2 separate regions of the Homo sapiens genome follow, and region 2 is linked to region 1. A link is a contact called in ENCODE Hi-C or POLR2A ChIA-PET data. All regions are on one chromosome and are shown on one strand. Each heading gives the region's core, a stretch centred on a gene start or an enhancer-like site at or near the end of the contact. The rest is flanking DNA. Distances are from core to core; before and after follow the strand shown. Region 1 overlaps SMG6 (SMG6 nonsense mediated mRNA decay factor). Region 2 overlaps WDR81 (WD repeat domain 81).

Evidence for each region. Hi-C counts contacts between places; a loop is a spot of excess contacts on that map. ChIA-PET counts read pairs that join two places held with the same protein, here RNA polymerase II (POLR2A). Pooled maps may share reads with other maps.
Region 2: a loop to region 1 is called in a pooled map, with 3 times the contacts of the local background. The contact joins two enhancer-like sites. A Hi-C loop is called at or near these places in 2 of 37 single-sample maps with no recorded cell type and 3 of 50 pooled maps. POLR2A ChIA-PET finds 5 or more read pairs at or near these places in 2 of 52 experiments (B cell and activated CD4-positive, alpha-beta T cell).

Annotation. Positions count from the first base shown.
Region 1 is chr17:2,256,619-2,264,133 of GRCh38, reverse strand. All of the region lies in intron 8 of SMG6 (SMG6 nonsense mediated mRNA decay factor), which reads left to right. Among named protein-coding and RNA genes, the nearest start is that of SMG6, 43 kb to the left of the region's middle. RefSeq lists enhancers at 4,289-4,418, 4,699-4,898. Within about 2 kb of position 3,798, at least 8 of the 41 ENCODE cell types and tissues checked have a DNase peak (open chromatin) inside an H3K27ac peak, as active enhancers do.
Region 2 is chr17:1,732,630-1,739,860 of GRCh38, reverse strand. WDR81 (WD repeat domain 81) reads right to left here. Exons shown (of 10, transcript NM_001163809.2): 6 at 7,030-7,195; 7 at 5,645-6,334; 8 at 4,144-4,289; 9 at 3,643-3,822; 10 at 1,276-2,496. The coding sequence ends at 2,176. Among named protein-coding and RNA genes, the nearest start is that of SERPINF2, 6.6 kb to the left of the region's middle. RefSeq lists a silencer at 2,932-3,226 and enhancers at 3,467-3,982, 3,983-4,500. Within about 2 kb of position 3,083, at least 15 of the 41 ENCODE cell types and tissues checked have a DNase peak (open chromatin) inside an H3K27ac peak, as active enhancers do.

The DNA of each region.
Region 1 (7,515 bases), core at 2,549-5,048:
TCCTTGTTCAATCTGCAGCTGCTATAGGAAGGAGTAGTGAGGTGATGTTACTCTGGGAGCAGCTCACTTTATATAGTAACACACTGCCTGTTATGTGGGGTAAGACTGCACTACCCTTTATGTTTTTCCCGTGTTGCGTTTCTCACCAACTTCCTATATTGGTTTTTGTTTCTGACTGTTCTCTTGGGGAGCTGTATCCATAGTTTGATCATTCTGTAAAATCCCTCTTTGCTCTTAAAGGTGCCAGAATTTCATCTCTCTACCCTCTTTTCAACATCTTAGATCTGATGTATTTGAGCTAAGATAGAGAATATGAAATCGTTGTTTTCTTGGCTCGTGATCCTTCCCCAGTCTGCGGGCTGTTTGTTTGACTCCAGGGGGAAACTCCAGGTTCTTCCCCTCTTGGAAGCCTTTCACTTTACTCATAAATATTTAGTATTGAAGTGAACTGTGCTCTTTTTTTTCTCCCTAGTATGAGTGGATAGACTCTCTAGACCAGAAAGAATTTAAAATACTATCTGTACCCTCTGTCTTTCTGATGTTTTGGTTCCTATAAAATGTATTAACCACACATTTTTATTTTTAAGAGCTTAAGTGGTTTTTTGAGTTGTCTTCCATCTTCTGATCCAAAATTTGTTGAGCATTTATTATAGAAATCACTAGGCACCTCTCCTGCTACTGTTTTTTCCGTGTCGTTCATGCTTAGAACCATCAGAGAGCTATGTAACTAGGTAACATTGGTTACTAGTAGTACTGCTTTTACTGATTTGTACTTGAGTGTGTCATCAGCCTCTATGAAGATACATAAAAAAGAGACCTAGAGAAGGATTGCTGTTTGTGTTGCGTGGTGTCTTTGTGGAAGCCTGTGGAAGAAATTTCTGCTCTTAGTAGAAAATGGGTTTCTTCAACCTCATGCACATTTGTAAGATTGTTATAATAGCAAATTTGTGAATTTTTAACCCAGAATGATTCTCTATTTTAATTGTTCCAGAGGTTGTAGCCAAACTTCCTTTAGTAAGTGTAAAGGGCGTTTATCTTCGGTCGTGACCTTACTGTTTGGTGACCTCTTTATCTTTTTCTCTTTGGCTTCTCTTTCTTGTTTTTATCTATTTTATCTTACAGTATAGTATATACCTTTGTATGTTGCCTAAAATAAGTGGCTTCAAAGTTTTATATAGATATTTTTTCTCTTTTCACTTGCCCATTTTGCTGTAAAACCTCCTCTGAGGCCAGCTAGTAGTCTCTGAGGAAATCAAGTTTTTCCCTGTCCCAATTCAGGTCATTTCCATAAATATTCATGGAGCACCTTTATATATTGTTATTCTAGGTACTGCACACAGAAAAGTAAGTGATGTTGGTCCTTCCCTCAAAAACACAGTCTAGTAAGAAAAAAGGATATGTAAATAAATACTTGCAATAAAGTGTTATAAATGTAATAATAGAAATATATACACTGGACAGAGGTAAAAGAGATTAACTCAGGGTGAACAGGTAGAGCGACCTAGAAAGGTAATCTTTGTCCTTAATTTTGCAAGTCAAAGAAGTATTTTAGGTAGATGTGGTCAGCTGACTTTTCTGGCAGAAGGAACAACATGGATAAAAACATAGCATGGTTCGAAACTGCAAGGAATGGTTGCTTCTGAGATTCCCAGCCAAGATTCTGTCATTATAATGTCTTGGGCCATGGTACAGATGTCCACATTGGTGCTGTCTGATCACTCAGTTGGAACTGAAGATTCATCACAATGTAGATAGATTTGAGCTTTTGATTTGGCTCAAGCTTAGAAGTGAATCCTTCAAATAGTTCTTTCTCTGCTTTATTTTATGTATTAGCAAAGGTTGACTCACTCTAAAGTCATGCCTTCCATCATTCTGGGAAGCTTTCTGAGCCAAGCCCAGCTTGGCTTAGGAATAAGTTATGCTTTGTGTTGTAATCATTGGCACTAAGTCCTATTCTTGACTTTCACACACACAGTAGGACTGCAGCTCCTGATGCGTATGGGAAAGAGGAATTGTGATAATACTCGCTATGGATTTACATTTTTCTGGGATTTTTTTTCTTGATAAAGATGCTAAAACCTTATTCTTGCTATTGAGATTTTGAGTTTACTTGTGCCACAAATCTCTGAGATGCTAGGTCCTAATTTGTCAAGCAAACTATGTTAACACATTTGACATTCTCTTCTGAGGAATGTCTTTGGCAGGTTTTCCTTTAGACTTCTGGACAGATCTATAAAACTCTATGGCTTTTGAAATACTTGCAAGTGACATATGTCAAAAGGTTGAATAAGGCACTAATAGTGCCCTTCGTGCTCCTAGGAAGCTGTCACTTGTGGTCACTGCAGACCAGGAGTGAGATCTTATGGGTTGCATTCCTAAATTTCTTTTTGTTTGCATGAACAGATTTTTTAATCTCTTTCCTTGTCTTTACATCCGTACACTGGGGATATAGCATACACCATCAACACATCTGCACAGCTTTGTCCACCGAGGGGTAGCAGAAAGTTGTTTATTATAGCACCAGTCATCTGCATGTCTACCACCTCAGAGTTAGAATAATGGTGGGGATTAGGACATATGGGGCAAAGGGTATTTATTGGCTGTGAAACAAAGGCTTTTTGTGGACTAGTAGAAAAAGTTGTGGCAATTTAAAAAATTATTGCAGAGTTAAAAGAAATCTTCCAAAAATATATATACACAGAAAAGTGCACATAACAGAGCCATACAGGTGATAAATTGTGACAATGTAAGCATACTTGTATAACCAGCAGTTTATTTACTTGTATCGCTGTCATTCTTCTCTTCCCTTTTTTTTTTTTTGAGACGGAGTCTCGCTCTGTCACCCAGGCTAGAATGCAGTGGTGCGATCTTGGCTCACTGCAAGCTCCGCCTCCCGGGTTCAAGTGATTCTCCTGCCTCAGCCTCCTGAGTAGCTGGGACTACAGGTGCTCGCCACCACACCTGGCTAATTTTTTTTTTTTTTGTATTTTTAGTAGAGAAAGGGTTTCACTGTGTTAGCCAGGATGGTCTCGATCTCCTGACCTCGTGATCTGCCCTCCTGGGCCTCCCAAAGTGCTGGGATTACAGGCGTGAGCCACCGCGCCCGACTTTTTTTTCTTTTTTCTTAAATATATTTTTGAGATAGAGTCTTGCCCTGTTGCCCAGGCTGGAGTGGAATGGCATGATCTCGTCTCACTGCAACCTCCGCCTCCCGGGTTCAAGTGATTCTTCTGCCTCAGCCTCTCAAGTAGCTGGGATTACAGGCACCCGCCATCACACCCAGCTAATTTTTGTATTTTCAGTAGAGACAGGGTTTTGCCATTTTTGGCCAGGCTGGTCTCAAACTCCTGACCTCAGGTGATCCACCCACCTCGGCCTCCCAAAGTGCTGGGATTACAGGCATGAGCCACTGCGCCCGGCCTCTTCCCTTTTAACTCTAAACTCAAATTTTTTTCTATACGTTTAATGATAGCAGTGACAGAGCATTTTAAATAAATTAGGAAGAAGTTAATGCCCATGTTTTCCTTGCTTTGTGGATCCTTGTTAAGATTGATTTTCATTGTTCAGAGACAGAGGACGAAGAGAGAATTTGGAAGATAAAGAATTGGATCAAAGATAAAAGATTTGAGGTGTTTGCTTTGACTTTTGAACTACAGAGTTTGGGTCTGGGAACCAGCACAGAAAAGATTTGATTGACCAAAAAAACTAGCTGGAAGCAGGCCTTGCCTCCAGTCACAGTGAAACTGAGTCTCTCACCAACAGTGCTGTGGTTTACAGCCTTCATCTTGAAGCATCTGGCTGTGGGGGGGGAAAGTGACATCATGGCCTGCCTTCTCCTGGACATGCTTGGTTCAGCTCAGATGTGGAATCCCAGAAGATCTGCAATGCGTGTTTCTAGCCTTGTTTTTAGTGTCAAGGCGAATGCCAGGCTGTAGCAGGCCATGTTGTTGTCTTTGTGTAATCCATTTGTATTCTAACAGTTTTCTTCTTTTTCTGCTGCTAGCTGCCAGGGAGGTAGAGTTGCCTCTGTTGATAAAGAGCAGATACAGAAGTTCACATCCAAACCTGAATGACCATTTTTAACTTGAAACACTTTTCCTGGGAGTTGATGCGCCAGAATCCTTCCCTTATTTGGTGCCTTGCTTAAATCTGAAGCTCGCACAAGGTAGCCAAAGCTCCCTGTGTGCTGGTTATTTGCTTTATGGCAAATAACCACAGCAGAGTGGTTTGTGAAACCGTCTTTGTGACCACATCTATCTTAAACTGAAGCTTCGTTCTCCTTTGGGTTCTTAGATTAGTTCGTGCTCCTCCCTTTCCTGAGAGATTCAGGGGTTTTCCTGTATGGCGTTAGGTAGGTAGAGAGGTTATATTTTCAAATATTTTTCTGGACTGTGCACAGTCCCTTTATTAGTGTGCGAATGCACACATATTCCTTGAACTTTTTTTTTTTTTTTTTTTTTGGAGACAGGGTCTCGTTTTGTCACCCAGGCTGGAGTGCAGTGGCACGATCTCGGCTCACTGCAGCCTCAACCTCCTGGGCTCAGGTGATCCTCCCACCTCAGCCTCCCAACTGGGACTACAGGCGTGTGCCACCATAGCTGGCTAATTTTGTTTATTTTTTGTAGAGATGAGGTCTCACTGTGTTGCCCAGGCTGGTCAAACTCCTGGGCCCAAGTGATCCTCTTACAGGCATGAGCTACTGTGCCCGTCCTTGAAGGACTCTTTCCTTATTCATCAGGCTCCTGTTGCTTTATCACCATGAATAAACTTGTTCAGTTTTACAATTTTATCTTTTATCTCTTCTTACTGATACTATTTGAGGGTGCATGTTGTTACATGCTTCTGCCAACTTGCATGGTATTGTCTGGACTGGAAGTATTTACTTACCTTAATCTCCAAGACTTCTCTGTTGGTTTGGCCTGGTGGTCTCTCGGTGAAAGAAAGCTGAAACCATTGGTGGGTTTTGTTTGGGGCTTTTGCTTTTGGTCTTTATAGAAACATTCTCCGTGTCTGTCTCGGTTCTGCTGAAAAAGTTGCCTTTTGTTTGTGTGTTTTTGAGATAGAGTCTCGCTTTGTCGCCCAGGCTGGAGTGCAGTGGTGTGATCTCTGCTCACTGCAACTTCCGCTTCCTGGGTTGAAGCAATTCTCCTACCTCAGCCTCCCAACTAGCTGGGATTACAGGTACATGCCACCACACCGTGCTCATTTTTGTATTTTTAGTAGAAATGGGGTTTCACCATGTTGGCCAGGCTGGTCTTGAACTCCTGACCTCGGCCCCCCAACATGCTGGAATTGCAGGTGTGAGCCATCGCGCCAGTTCCTTTTTTTTTTTTTTGAGCTGGCGTCTTGCTCTGTCACTGAGGCTGGGAGTGCAGTGGCGTGATCACAGCTCACTTCACCCTTCACCTCCTGGGCTCAAGCAATCCTCCCAACTCAGCCCATAGAGTAGCTGGGACTACAGGCTGCACCACCACGCCCAGCTAATTATTTTTTCGTAGAAACAAGGTCTCTCTATGTTGCCCAGGCTGGTCTTGAATTCCTAGGTTCAAATGAGGTTGCCTTTTTTTTTTTTTTTTTGAGACAGAGTCTTACTCTGTCGCCTAGCCTGGAGTGCAGTGGTGCAGTCTTGGCTCACTGCAACCTCCATTTCCCAGTTCAAATGATTCTCCTGCCTCAGTCTCCCCAGTAGCTGGGATTACAGGCATGTGCCATAACACCCAGCTAATTTTTTTGTGATTTTAGTAGAGATGGTCCTTCACCGTGTTGGCCAGGTTGGTCTCGAACTCCTGACCTCCGTTGATCTGCCTGCGTCAGCCTCCCAAAGTGCTGGGATTACAGGCGTGAGTCACTGCACCCAGCCAAGGTCGCCTTTTTTAAAAGGCGAGAAATAAAGAGCTCAGGCTCTAGGCAAGTCAATTAACCTCTTTGCTGTTTTCTGTAAGGAAATAATAGTAGTACTTATCCTCACAGAATTGTTGTAATGTTAACAGACGCAAAGTGCTTAGAGTAGTGTGCTACACATAGAAGATGCTATAGAAGTTTTGACCATCTATATATGTATATATATGTGTGTGTGTGTGTGTGTGTGTGTGTGTATATTTTTTTTTTTTTTTTTTTTTTTTTTTGCGACAGAGTCTCGCTTTGTCGCCCAGGCTGGAGTCCAGTGGCATGATCTCAGCTCACTGCACCCTCCGCCTTCTGGGTTCAAGTGATTCTCCTGCCTCAGCCTCCTGAGTAGCTGGGACTACAGGCATGTGCCACCATCAGCTAATTTTTGTATTTTTTTGTAGAGATGGGGTTTCGCCATTTGGTCAGGCTGGTCTCGAGCTCTTGATCTCGTGATCCGCCCAGCCCCCCAAAGTGCTGGGATTACAAGCATGAGCCACCAGGCCCAGCCAGGAAAATTTCAATGTACTGTAAAGTTTGGGAACCACTGGGCTGGAAGATAAATACAAAGGCCCGAGTTGGGAGCATACTCATCACATTTAAGGAGCAGAAGGAGGTAGTGGAGTAAGATTATATAGGTCTTTTGTAGGCCATTGTAAGGACTTTGGCTTTCATTCTGATGTTAAGTGTAGTCTCTTTTTGCCCACTCACTTAGGCTGGAATGTAGCAGATGGAATTGCTACTACTCAGGATCAGAATCCTTAAATCCTGACAGAAATACCTTTTCCTTTAAATACCTTTGGGGGCCAGGCGTGGTGGCTCGTGTCTATAATCCCAGCTACTCAGGAGGCTGAGGCACAGGATTCTTTTGGCCGGGCGCAGTGGCTCACGCCTGTAATCCCAACACTTTGGGAGGTGGGCAGATCACGAGCTCAAGAGATGGAGACCATCCTGGCCAACGTGGTGAAATCCCGTCTCTGCTGAAAATACAAAAATTAGCTGGGTGTGGTGGCACGTGCCTGTAGTCCCAGCTACTCGGGAGGCTGAGGCAGGAGAATTGCTTGAACCTGGGAGGCGGAGGTTGCAGTGAGCCGAGATCACGCCACTGCACTACAGCCTGGGCAACAGAGCGAGACTCTGTCTCAAAAAAAAAAAAAAAAGGAAGAATCCCTTGAACCTGGGAGGTGGAGGTTGCAGTGAGCCAAGATGGCACCACTGTACTCCAGCCTGGGCAACAGAGTGAGACTCCGTCTCAAAATAATAAATAAATAAATACATACATACATACATACATACCTTTGTCTGGGTTTTGCCACATTACTCTCCAAAAAGAAGTGGATTTAAATTCTCACAGATAGTGATGTGTATGCTCTTTCCCTACAACATTCATCTCTTTTTCTCACGAGTTTTCTTGTATATATTGCCTGGATAACCTATTTAATCCGTATCAAATCTGTCTATCTATTTTTTTTAAAAATTAAGTCTCACTGTGTCTCCCAGGCTGGAGTGCAGTGGCACCATCACGGCTCACTGCAATCTCTGCCTCCCAGGCTCCAGCAGTTCTCCCACCTAAGCCTCACAAGTAGCTAGAACTACAGGTGTGCGCCACCATGCGTGGCTGATTTATTT
Region 2 (7,231 bases), core at 1,834-4,333, 520 kb after region 1:
ATCAGGCTCCTTCCCACCCTCACTGTCCTGCGCCTCACTCCCTGCATCAGGCCCCTTCCCACCCTCACTGTCCTGCGCCTCACTCCCTGCATCAGGCTCCTTCCCACCCTCACTGTCCTGCGCCTCACTCCCTGCATCAGGCCGCCTCCCACCCTCACTGTCCTGCGCCTCACTCCCTGCATCAGGCCACTTCCCACCCTCACTGTCCTGCTCCTCACTCCCTGCATCAGGCTCCTTCCCACCCTCACTGTCCTGCGCCTCACTCCCTGCATCAGGCTCCTTCCCACCCTCACTGTCCTGCGCCTCACTCCCTGCATCAGGCTCCTTCCCACCCTCACTGTCCTGCGCCTCACTCCCTGCATCAGGCCGCTTCCCGCCCTCACACCTGCTCCTCACTCCCTGCATCAGGCCACTTCCCACCCTCACTGTCCTGCTCCTCACTCCCTGCATCAGGCTCCTTCCCACCCTCACTGTCCGGCTCCTCACTCCCTGCATCAGGCTCCTTCCCACCCTCACTGTCCTGCTCCTCACTCCCTGCATCAGGCTCCTTCCCACCCTCACTGTCCTGCGCCTCACTCCCTGCATCAGGCTCCTTCCCACCCTCACTGTCCTGCGCCTCACTCCCTGCATCAGGCCGCCTCCCACCCTCACTGTCCGGCTCCTCACTCCCTGCATCAGGCTCCTTCCCACCCTCACTGTCCTGCGCCTCACTCCCTGCATCAGGCTCCTTCCCACCCTCACTGTCCTGCGCCTCACTCCCTGCATCAGGCTCCTTCCCACCCTCACTGTCCTGCGCCTCACTCCCTGCATCAGGCTCCTTCCCACCCTCACTGTCCTGCGCCTCACTCCCTGCATCAGGCTCCTTCCCACCCTCACTGTCCTGCGCCTCACTCCCTGCATCAGGCTCCTTCCCACCCTCACTGTCCTGCGCCTCACTCCCTGCATCAGGCTCCTTCCCACCCTCACTGTCCTGCGCCTCACTCCCTGCATCAGGCCGCCTCCTACCCTCACTGTCCTGCTCCTCACTCCCTCCATCAGGCCCCTTCCCACCCTCACTGTCCTGGAAACTGCTGGGTCTCGACTTTCCCCACCCTGACACCACCAGCAAGATAAGCCTCAGGCTGGGCGTGGTGGCTCATGCCTGTAATCCCAACACTTTGGGAGGCCGAGGCAGGAGGATCGCTTGAGCCCAGGAGTTGGAGACCAGCTTGGGCAACATAGTCAGACTCCATCTCTATTGAAAAAAAAAAAAAAGACAAGCCTCAGTTCACCCCATGGCTCTTCCAAAGGATTTATTGGTCCTATTTACATCTATTGCAAATTGTGAGAAGGCAGCAGGGGCCAACCCCTGGACCTCATCTCTGTCTAGAATGTGAGGTCGCAGGGATGCTTAAGTCTTCCTCTGGCAGAGACCCGAGGTGCAGAGATGATTCTTCTCACCCCTTCTCTCAGGGTCGTGGAGCCCCAGCAGGGGTTCAGGGCCCAGAGGCTGCCCCCTCAGCTGAAGGCACAAACACTGTGGTAGGGGTGGGCAGACAACGCATGGACTCACTCCTGGCAGGCGCCACTGGCCAAGTGCACCTTTTCCCCCTGCTCCTAGCCTCCTTCTTCCTTCCCGTCCCGGTCCCACACTGGCCAGGGCCTGGATGGGTGGCCACTTAAACCCCAGACCCAAGCCCTTAACTCCTGGACCACGGCCAGCCTTCCTTAGGCTGGAATCCAAGCACCATCAGTGCCCTGGACCAGGCCAGCTTCCCTGTCCTAGAGGGATGGGACAGAGAGTGCCCAGCGGGGGCTGAGGGGCTAGAGACCGGCTGGGCAGGGCCAGTCTCCCTTCCCCTTCCCGAGCTTCCCTGTCCTCATGTGGACCCAGAGGGCAGAGCTGGGGAGAAGTGAAGGTAGCAACGCTTCCTCCTGCTCTTAACTTCCTGCTTGCTAGGAGCCCTGTGTCCCCAAGCCATGAATGAGACCCCTCTGGCAGGCTTGGTGGCTCTGGTGATTCAGGGGCCAGGACTCCCCCACTCCATTTGCAGGCCCTAGTTGGCAGGCCATGTGGGCACCCAGGGCGTGGGACCCAGGGCCTCCCTGGAGGGAGCTGCTGCTCAGGGAACAGGGTGAGTGGACACGCGCCCGCAGATGTCTTCCCACCCTTGCCCGGCCAGCTCCTGCCTCAGTCTATGCCAGGAGGCGGATAACCCCGTTGTCTGAGCCCAGCAGGAGGTGGCGTTTAGTGGGCAGCAAGGCCAGGCTGGTGAGCGTGCCGCGGAAGTTCTCAGAGCTGAGCTTCGTGGTGGCCTGCGAGGGTGGCTCAAGCAGGGAGCAGACGCCAATCTTGTTGGACACGGTGCCAGTGACCACCTCGCTGCCGTACAGGTCAAAGGTGTGGATGGGGTCGGATGCTGACTTGTAGTGATGGGTGGGCTTCTGCTCCAGCTCCTTCCAGACGGTCAAGGAATGGTCAGAGGAGGAGCTGACCAGGACGCTGCCCTCCACCGCCTGTCCCGGGAGAGGAGAGCCTCAGCAGGAGCCTGGGTCCTTCTGCATACCCTTGGGCCCCAAGGCCTTCCCAGTTCCCTCCGCAGTTTCTCTCCAGGGAGACAGGCCGTCCTGGGTGGGTGACAAGCCGCCACCCTCCCACACACACCATATTCACGTTGGTTCATTTTAATACGCTCAGCATCCGTAACCCAGTCGTCACTCTAACTTGAGAACTACGCACAGGCATGGTGCCAGGCGTGCACGTGACGACCTTGACCTTCGTAACAACCCTATGCGGTGGATGCTGCCATTGTCCCCATTTCACAAACAGGAAAAGTGAGGCTCAGAGAAGTGAAGTAACCATACCAAGGTCATGGGGCCAGCAAGCAGCAGAGCTGGGATTAACACCCAGGCTGACCCCAGAGCCCTCCTGACACTTTCTTGGAAAGTTAGAATTTGGGGGCACCTTGAGCTGAGGGTTCCCTGGGGCTCTGGAGGGAGCCAGCGACAGCCTGCTGTCAGCAGGGCAATGCAAGACTCCTGGCCTCCAGCCAAGCTGGGGAGGAAAGTCCCAGCTGCCTGCAGAAATCCTCCCACACGAAGCCCTGTTCCTCCCCTCCTGGGCCTCCCTGAGCAGCTCCCCGAGGCCTGTGACTGAGAATGGAGGGAGGGGGAGGGGAAGGAGACGGGGACAGGATCCCCATGCCCAGGCGTGCTCCTGCCCCCAGCCAGGGCAGCCCGGCAGGGCCATGGACTCTGCTCAGCGGTCTACAGGCAGTAAACAGCCTCCCAGCTCAGCTTTATTTAACCTGAACTAGGTCACGGACAGGGCCTGACCCCTGATCCTCCAAGCAAGACAAATATGGACAAGGGTTACTCATTAGAACATCGCCATGAGCAACAGGGTCAGCCCTGCCCCATAGCTCCCGCCCCACTGCCCCGTGGCTCCCGCCCCCATGGCCTGCCTCCTGCTGAGACCCCTGCAGTGCAACTGGCTCCCAAGGTGGACCGAGAGGGCTACCCTCCCTGCCCAGTTAGTCCTGGACCAGGTATATAAGACAGACCAGTTCGAGCCTGAACCCGGGCAGGCAGACCCTAAGCAGGGGTGATGGCTGGACAGGGGCGGGGGTTGGGCAGCAAGGGGAGGGAGACCCGGCCCGTCACCTTGATCTGCAGAATGTCCCCCTCGTGGGCTGGCCAGCCTCGCAGAACCAGGCCTGTGCGGGTGTCCAGGAGCACCATGAAGCCTGAGGAGAAGCCGGCCACGACACTACGGCCACTGGGGCTGATGGCCAGGGCACGGACAAGCCCAGGGTTCAGCCCACCGCCCAGTCGGAACTCGTGCTGCAGGGAGAGGGCGGCTGAGCTGAGGCACCACCTTCCCATCTCACACTCCCCAAGGCCCTGCCCACCACCCAAGCCCACACAGCAGGAAGGCCTGAGCCTCTGACCCTCATCAGGGGGCATGAAAAGCCCAGAACCCCACCCCCATCACAGGCCAGAGTCCTGCCCCGCAGGATGTGTGGCTGTGGGTGATCTAGCACCAAAGAGAAACTAACTAGGGCCCCAGAACAACATCCTGGCTTTCTGTTTTTGGGGAGTCTCTCCTCCTTGCCAGGTCCCCAGAGAACCAGGCGAGTGCTCAGGGAACTGGACCCCCCTGACCTGCAGACCAGGCTTCCTGCAGTCCACAAAGCGCAGGGTAGAGTCAGAGCTGGCCATGGTGATGCTGGTGTGGGGGGCGGGCATGACAGCCACCGCAGTCAGGGGCACCCGGCTGTCCAGCGGCTCCACTGTGCGAAGGGTCTTCCCTGGGAAGGAAAGTCACAGTGGATCTGGGGTCCCAGCAGCTGACGGAAGAGCCCTGGGAGCTTCTAATCCCCCAACTCACCGCACACCTGCCTCCCGTCCCCCAGGGATCCTTAGAAAATGCTAAAGATGTTTCTCTTTTTTTGAGATGGAGTCTCGCTTTGTCGCCCAGGCTGGAGTGCAGTGGTGCAATCTCGGCTCACTGCAACCTCCACCTCCCAGGTTCAAGCAATTCTCTTGCCTCAGCCTCCCGAATAGCTGGGACTACAGGCGTCCGCCACCACGCCTGGCTAATTTTTTGTATTTTTGGTAGAGACGGGGTTTTACCATGTTAGCCTGGATGGTCTCGATCTCCTGACCTCATGATCCACCCACTTTGGCCTCCCAAAGTGCTGGGATTACAGGCGTGAGCCACCGCGTCCGGCCTTTTTTTGTATTCTTAGTAGAGATGGGGTTTCACCATGTCAGCCAGTCTGGTCTCCAACTCCTGGCCTCCCAGAGTGCTGAGATTACAGGCGTGAGCCACTGCATCGGCCTAAAGATGTTTCTTGACTCTCCCACCTTCCTGCTTCCATGGCCCGGCCAGGCTCCCATCCCCAAAGCAACCTCCTCTCTCTGCACAGTGCTGCTGACCCAATGCCACCTCCCTCTGTCTTCCCCGACACCATCCCTTTCCCCCTTTTAACCATATTTCTCCCTATGGTGACGCCAAAAAATAAGCAACCATTGACCAAATATCTGCTACACATGAAGCCAAAACCCTACATGTGTTATCTTCTTCTTTTTTTTTTTTTTGAGACAGAGTCTCGCTCTGTTGCCCGGGCTGGAGTGCAGTGGTGCGATCTCGGCTCACGGCAACCTCTGCCACCTGAGTTTGAGAGATTCTCCTGCCTCAGCCTCCTGTGTAGTTGGGAGTACAGGCACCCGCCACCACGCCCGGCTAATTTTTGTATTTTTAGTAGAGACGGGGTTTCACCATGTTAGCCAGGATGATCTCGATCTCCTGACCTCGTGATCCACCCGCCTCAGCCTCCCAAAGTGCTGGGATTACAGGCGTGAGCCACTGCGCCCGGCTGTGTGTTATCTTCTACGCCAGTTTTTCTGATTCTCAGTTTATAGATGGGAAAGGAGACGCTTCCAGCAGCAGGAACTTGCTCAAGGTCACTCAGCAAGTAAGCCGGTGGAGCCAATTCAGACTCAAGTCTAACAGATTCGAAGCCCTAACTGTTCTCCTAGGCGGCCTCGCTGGGTCTCCCCAAACTCCGCAGCATTACAGCCCCACCCTCGGGCCCCCTTCCTGGAGGCCTGGTGGGGCGCAGGAGCAGGAAGAGAACAGGCCTCACCTGGGCCCGCTCACCTGTGAAGGGGTCCCAGACGTGCACAGCCCCGTCACAGCTCACCACGTGCTGCGGGGCCTCAAGCTGGCCCACGAAGAAGACGCTCTTGCGGTGCTGGGTGTAGACGAGGCGTGGGGCCGTCTCGCTGGTCCCGTCGCCGTAGTTGTACAGCGGCCAGAGGCGCACGGTACGATCCTTGCTGCCGCTCAGGAAGAAGTCCTCGCTGCTTAGGGGTGCCACGCACTTGACGGCCCCCGAGTGGCCCGGGAAGCTCTGCAGGCGGATCTGGTGGAAGTGAAAGTGGGCATCCTGCTGGCTCACGCCGATCTCGTACTGCCAGTACGCCAGCCAGTTTCCGCTCAGCCCGTGCACGCTCCGCGGCAGCTCCTGCTTCAGGGCGTTGTCGTCGCTCCCGCTGCCCAGGCCCCCGCCACCCACCCCCGAGATGGGGCCCAGTGGTCCGGGGTTCTCAGGCCGAGAGTCATTGGGGATCTGAATGCGGTTCCCCACCAGGACGCTCCCAAAGGTCCCTGAGTGGCCGTCATCCTGAGGGCAGCCCCCACCATGGGGGTCCCACTCGGGCCCGGTGCCGGGCATGGTGGGCTCCACGCTGGCAGGGTTGCGACTGCTGGGGCTGATGCTCTCCAAGTACAGCGCCGCCAGCTCCCCAACCAGCTCGTGGTTGGGGATGATTTTCCGGATGATGTCACCTGGATAGGAGTGGGAGAGGTCCTGAGACAGGGAAGATGGCAGGCGGCTGCTATCACCCATCCAAGGACTCGGGAGCCACAGAAGATGGGGCAGGAACTGGCTCTGCAACTCTGGGCAAGTAACTCTGTCTCTGAGCCTCAGTTTCCTCCTCAGTGAAATGTGGATTCATTCCGTTGTGATGTACACATGAGCATCTTCTATATGTGCCGTGCCGTGCTGGGCACTAGGAATAGAATATGGAACAAGACAGGTGGTGCCCTGGCCTCCCAAGCTTAGATTTCAGTGGCAGGATGATAACAGGTGTAACCACAAGGCTGTCTGTCCTCTCCAGGGAGATGACACGCTGAAACGATCAGCACAGCACCGTGCAGGGCCCAGAGGGGAAGCTTCGTAAACAGGAGGCCACTCCTTCCCTCTCGCCAGCTCCTGCGGACCGCCAGTCCACCTCCCTGACTCTCCTGCCTTCCCCAGGGACACTACAGGCCAGCTTCTGGGCCTCTCTTGCTGGCTACTGCTCAGTCCTTGTTTGTGTGTCACCTTGGGGGTAGGGGTCTGAGGCCAAATCCCTTTGCTCTCACCCATCCTGCTGGCTCTTAGAACCCACTGCTGACTCTGGGGCAAGGGCAGAGAATGGGGCCTCCCAAGGGAGGAGACAGCCACGAAGACTGTGATGGGGAACGTGATGGGGCAGTACCCAACAGGCAGGAGAAGGGCACGTAGATTGTGTATGCCATCTCCAGGGTGAACACCTTCTGCAGCTCGTCCAGCAGGGCGGGGTCCACGGGCCGCTGCTGCCCATCAGAGAAGACCACCTGTGGCAGCTGGCCCTCACCACGGCCCGCAGGGTCCAGCTTCAGATCCTATGAGCAAGACACCCAGGGGGTCAGCCGGGTCCA